Regions from separate parts of the Homo sapiens genome. Here region 2 is linked to region 1. The links are chromatin contacts, found by Hi-C or POLR2A ChIA-PET in ENCODE. All regions are on one chromosome and are shown on one strand. The core of a region is the stretch at or near the end of the contact, and the rest is flanking DNA. Distances in the headings are between cores, read along the strand shown.

Region 1 (2,746 bases), core at 45-2,544:
GAGGCAGGGTTTCACCATGTTGGTCAGGCTAGTCTCGAACTCCTGACATCGTGATCCACCCGCCTCGGCCTCCTAAAGTGCTGGGATTACAGGCGTGAGCCACCCTGCCTGGCCTAAGCAACCACATCTTGCATGAACTAACTGAGCGAGAACTCACTTATCACTGAAGGGATGGCGCTACACCATTCACGAGGGGCTATTCCCATGATCCAATCACCTCCCACCAGGCCCCACCTCCAACAGTGGGGATCACATTTCAACATGAGATTTGGAGAGGACAAACATCCAAACGATATCAGGCTGAAAACACGGCTGGCACTTGAAACTTTAGAGAAGTCACCTTTTCCCTGGGCTCCTCGCTCTGGTCTCCCTGAGACTGTCACAGCGGCTTCATAGGTGCTTCGAGTTTCTTTGCCACCCCCTGATCAGGCCTTCTGTGTTTTGTAGTAGTCGCCTTCCCAGATTTATTGAGTAGCTCAGCTGAACCAAGGTCTGAGCATTCAATTAGGTCTTGTTATTCATCCGTTCACCAAATATTTAGTGAGCCATGTGCCAGGCACATTTCTAGCTGCTGATACAGCTGTGAACAAGACAGATGAAGCCCTTGCCCTTCGTGGAGCTCACATTTTAATAAATAGTTTGGAGGCGGACAAAGAGAAAATAAACAGAGAAACACGAACCTGGAGCATTTGGCTCACAACTTAGAGTTGACTCATCTTCAGTTTGACGTCCCTCCTGCTACGAGTTCCTGGCTAACTGACATCTCTTCTCCTCAAGCAGATGCTAACTTTGAGCCCTACCACTGGTGAGTGCCCCTAAAGGCTCACACCTGTGATCCCAGCACTTTGGGAGGCCGAGGTGGGCAGATCACTTGAGGTCAGGAGTTCGAGACCAGCCTGGCCAACATGGTAAAACCCCATCTCTAGTAAAAAAAAAAAAAAAAGACACAAAAATTAGTTGGGAGTAGTGGCTCATGCCTGTAATCCCAGCTACTGGGGAGGCTGAGGCAGGAGAATCGCTTGAACCTGGGAGGAGGAAGTTGCAGTGAGCCAAGATCACGCCACTGCACTCCAGCCTGGGCAACAGAGCAAGACTCTGTCTAAAAATATATATATATATATATATATATTCCAGCTTCAAGATGTCCTGGCACAAGAGATCTAGATCCATGTTCTCTCTCAGTTGGCTAAGGTCCACTTTCTGAACACCAGTAGGGCCACTTTCCACTTCCAGACGTTTTCTTCCCAAGTGATTGATGGAACAGGTGACGTCATCCTCAGAGCACACCCTGTTCGTTACCACTAACCCTGACCTCTACGGGATAACATTGGCAGGGACCTTCCTACACTTACTTTAGTAACAGAGATAGATTGCTTTATCACTGGGAGTTTCCTTATTATTTTAAAAATAAGTTAGTGTTTTGGAGGAGGAAATAACATTTCCCCGAGATTTAGGGGAACACTGCAGCTAACAAGGCCCTCTGAAACGGCACCAAACAGAAGAACATGTTAAGACACTATCCTTATTAGGATGGTGGGGCGCTTCCTCTGTCTCGTGGTTAATTCCGGGCGCTTCTCTCCTTCAGATTCCTGACTTCCTCTGGTAAGCCCCTCTGGATTAACCTGTCACACTCTGTCAGTCCTGACACAGGCAGCTCTCTGTGTCCAGGTCCTGGTGGCATTATATTATCTCCAACTTCGGAGTTGCACTATTTATTTTCCATCGAAAATTAGACCAGGAGCTTCACCGAGGTAGGGGTCGGGATTTATTTCCTTGACAGATTTCCCATCTTCTAGTGTCTAATTTACAACATGTGCAGGGCATGCCCTCCAAAACTTGGTAAGTCCTTAGCCAAACCATTTTGAACTCCCCATGTGACAGCTGAGTAACCCTTCTTATCCCTCTCTCCTTCTTCATCATCACCCCACCTTTTGCAAAGGAATTGCTGTCCCATGTCTCTCATGGAGGGGAGTGTGTGTGTGTGTGTGTGTCTGTGTGTGCATATGCATGCATGTCTGTGTGTGTGGGAAGGGGTTGAGGGTCTCCTATAAAATACATTTTTTCCTGTCATTCTCATTCATGATGCAAACTCTGTCTCCCTGTCTGTGTTTTCTTTTTCCCTGTGGGATGGTCATGTTGAGGCCTCTTCCCTCCAACAAGCTGTGGAGCAGAAAGAACATTGCTGGGAAGCAACCTACCTCCCCTACTGCCCACTGTGAGTGGCTCCAAGGCATACTTGGCTCCCTGGTTTCAGAGCTCATGAAGGCCAAAGGCTGGGGGTCTCCAAGTTCCCTTCCACTGCTTACACTTTTTCCTTTCTTCCCTCCCCTCCCCTCCCCTCCCCTCTCCTCTCCTCTCCTTTCCTTTCTCCTTTCCATTCCTTTCCTTTCCTTGATCTTGCTCTGTCGCCTAAGCTAGAGTGCAGTGGCATGATCACAGCTCACTGTAACCTCAAACTCCTGGGCTCAGGCAATCCTCCTGTCTCAGCCTCCCGAGATTACAGTTACATGCCCCCACACCTGGCTACTTTTTATATTTTTTGTAGAGACAGGGTCTCACTACGTTGCTCAGGTTGGTCACAAACTCCTGGTCTCAATTGATCCTCTCACCTTGGCCTCTCAAAGTACTGGGATTATAGGTGTAAACTATCGCACCTGGCCACACTTTTGTTATTACAGCTGCACTTTTACTCTGGCTCCTGTGGATGGCTTTGTGGGCTTTGTTAGGTTGCCCTAGAATCCATTAG
Region 2 (2,912 bases), core at 293-2,792, 49 kb before region 1:
GTCCGGTGCCTTGGTGGGGAGGAGTTGTCACCCGGAGCCTCTGTGCGCGGCCTCCTCAGTACAGCAGTCTCAGGAAGGCTGGATTTCTTATGTGGCGACTGGCTTCCCCCATAGCAACTGTGCTACGAGAACTAGGTGAAAGTTGCATGCACCTTTCTGACACAGCTTTGGAAGCCACACAGTGTCATTCATGCTATACTGTATGGGTTGAAGCAGTCATGAGCCCACTCAGATTCAAGGAGAGGGGACATAGACCCCAGTTCTTGATGGGAGGAGTGTTAAAGACTTTGGGGACCATGTTTTAAAATGGCCTCAGTTTCTAGTCTTATACAATTCTTCATGTAGTGCTTTATATTTTACAGTGTTGGTCATCTCTAATATTTATTTTGACCCTCACAACAGCCTTCTGAAAGGGGTAATGTTACTGTGCCCATTATGCCAATAAGGAAGCTGAGGCTCAGAGAGGTGACTTGATTTGCTCAAGCTTCTGTGGCAACAAAACAGAACGAAACAATGAAACACTCCTTAAACCCACGTTCCCAGGTAACAGATTTTGAAGGTGTGTGTCACGAAGATGAGAAGTACAGAAAGTTGTTGTTCTTTGTGAGCAATTATCTTTCATACCTTCCAAAACAATGTTTTAAAATATCTGATGGATTGTTTGGGAGACCTGTCACTTACACTAAGACAAAAGACTAAACTGAACATACTCTTCATGGAGAATCTCTTGGGCTGCTACCTCTGGTCTTCCTTATCTCACTGTCGAATCTGCCAACAATAAAATGCTAATTCATCTAATACAAATGTGGAGAATTGTGGAAGTCAAGCTCAGCCAGACTGGCAGCTCACAGGGTAAATATTTGATCAGTGAGTAAAAATTCAAATTTGCACTATTTGCTGAAGGTGAAAAGTATATTAGGGAATGAATGTAATGGGGGTTAAGTAGGCCTGTAGGAGGTCTCCTCTAGGATTCCACCCCTGGAAGCCCACAGCTTCTTGCTGACCCAAGTTATAAGCAAGAGTGGGCTGGGCGGTTCCAACCAAGACCACCCTCCTGATGTGGCTCGCATTGGCTGGTGTCGTTTATGTGCACAGCCACAGTGAGTACCACACTGTCCCCCAACTTCTCCCCAGATCGTTTTAGAGAAGTGCTCTAGGCATTCCTTTTCTACTACCAGGTAAGCCGGAAGCCACTCCTGGCTTCCCTGCTCAGCACCCAACACTTCGTTCTGGGCCATAACTTGTGCCAGGGGAAGTAGCTTCAAGGGGTTTGCAGCAGGGAGTTTAGGCCAGCTGTCAGGAGGGGAAGTGAGGGCTGGGGTTAGCCCCGAATGTTTACTCAGTCCCCACGTTTCCCCAGACCTGTCCTGCTCCTCTTCAAGACCCTTAATATTAATCCAGAGAGAGAAGTCGGGCTGCTGAACAGCCTAGGCAAGTTGGGAAGCTGGCAGGTATGTGAAGAATGTGCTGGTTATTTCAACCACCAGGCTGGAGAGTGGAGCCGGAGCCCTGGATTCTTTGCTGGTGAAGCTACATGGCTGGGGAACAAGTAACAGCTGGTCACTGGCAACTCTTGGGAGGAAGGGGGGCTGAGCTGGCGGCTGGAGAGGAACACGTTCGCCACAGCCGATGGGCCAAGCTATGGATATTTTGTGGTGCTGATTGGGTTGTCTTATTTAACTGTGGTTGGGCTTGTCCGAGGGTCGTCCTGGGCTGCCTAGTGCCCTGGTGGGTGGCACAATGAAGCCTAATGATCAGCCCTGCAGAAGCAACCCTTAAACAAGCCGGAAGCATGAGGCCCCCTGCAGTCGCAAGCTGTGATGGCCGTTGGTTCCCGGGACTCAGTGCCTGAGTGTAGGAGGAAAGCACAATGGAGAAATCAGACTAGCGTTCTCCTCCGTGGGCCTGGGCCAACTAAAACGCAAGGCTGGGCTAGGGTCAGACCAGGTTCCAGACAGGCATCAGCCTCCGGAGGAACAGTGAGGGGGCGACCAGGCCCCGAGGTAAAGAAAGAGATTGATCTGTCCAGATGTGCTAGAAGCCTAGACATTGAGGGAGGGGAGAGGGAGTGGCTGACATGGAGGGGCACCGCCCAGATCTCTCTTTGTGGAAGGCCTGGCTGCCCAGCTGCAGGCTGTGTAGTCTCCAGACAGCCTCCAGCTGTCAAGCCTTGGGCGTTTAAGAATGCCTCGGCCAAGGCCACACTCTCCTGGGGTGGCCCATATCTGGTGCTGAAGTGGGGTGGGGGGCCTGTTATAAAGGGCTTGCCTTTGCTGGGCACGGTGGCTCACGCTGTAATCCCAGCGCTTTGGGGGGCCGAGGCGGGCGGATCACAAAGTCAGGAGATGGAGACCATCCTGGCTAACACTGTGAAACCCCGTCTCTACTGAAAATACAAAAAATTAGCTGGATGTGGTGCCGGGCGCCTGTAGTCCCAGCTACTCTGGAGGCTGAGGCAGGAGAATGGCATGAACCCGGGAGGCGGAGCTTGCAGTGAGCCGAGATCACGCCACTGCACTCCAGCCTGGGCGACAGAGTGAGACTCCATCTCAAAGTAAATAAATAAATAAATAAATAAATAAATAAATAAATAAATAAAGGGCTTGCCATTTTGGCCGGGAACTCTCCAGAACTCCAGAACTCTCTCCTCCAGGTTAGTCAAGACTCTGTTGGACCTGTATCCCAGCTTGACTACCCGCTCTGCCAAGTCCTGCTTGCCCCCCACTTCCTTTCACAGGATCTGATCCCTCACAAATTCCTCTTAACCCCCAATATCCATCTCAGCGTCTGCTTCCAGAGACCCCAGCCTGTGGTAGAGAGTCCTTGGGAACCAGCAGGACTCCAGATGCCATTTTATTACAGTCTGGGGGGTTTTGTCCAGTTTCCCTTAAATTGTTCCAGAGGTTTCCTCC

Evidence for each region. A loop is a pair of places that touch in the nucleus more often than their neighbours do. ChIA-PET counts read pairs that join two places held with the same protein, here RNA polymerase II (POLR2A). Pooled maps may share reads with other maps.
Region 2: a loop to region 1 is called in a map of IMR-90, with 10 times the contacts of the local background. The contact joins two enhancer-like sites. A Hi-C loop is called at or near these places in 9 of 168 maps with a recorded cell type or tissue (IMR-90, Right ventricle myocardium inferior, Right ventricle myocardium superior and 5 more), 20 of 37 single-sample maps with no recorded cell type and 18 of 50 pooled maps. POLR2A ChIA-PET finds 5 or more read pairs at or near these places in 13 of 52 experiments (AG04449, AG04450, CD4-positive, alpha-beta T cell and 8 more).

Annotation. Positions count from the first base shown.
Region 1 is chrX:39,846,984-39,849,729 of GRCh38, reverse strand. No RefSeq gene overlaps it. Among named protein-coding and RNA genes, the nearest start is that of MIR1587, 11 kb to the right of the region's middle. Within about 2 kb of position 1,294, at least 3 of the 41 ENCODE cell types and tissues checked have a DNase peak (open chromatin) inside an H3K27ac peak, as active enhancers do; they include PC-3, where a contact is called at or near this core.
Region 2 is chrX:39,896,286-39,899,197 of GRCh38, reverse strand. No RefSeq gene overlaps it. Among named protein-coding and RNA genes, the nearest start is that of MIR1587, 60 kb to the right of the region's middle. RefSeq lists an enhancer at 776-1,757. Within about 2 kb of position 1,542, at least 10 of the 41 ENCODE cell types and tissues checked have a DNase peak (open chromatin) inside an H3K27ac peak, as active enhancers do; they include PC-3, where a contact is called at or near this core.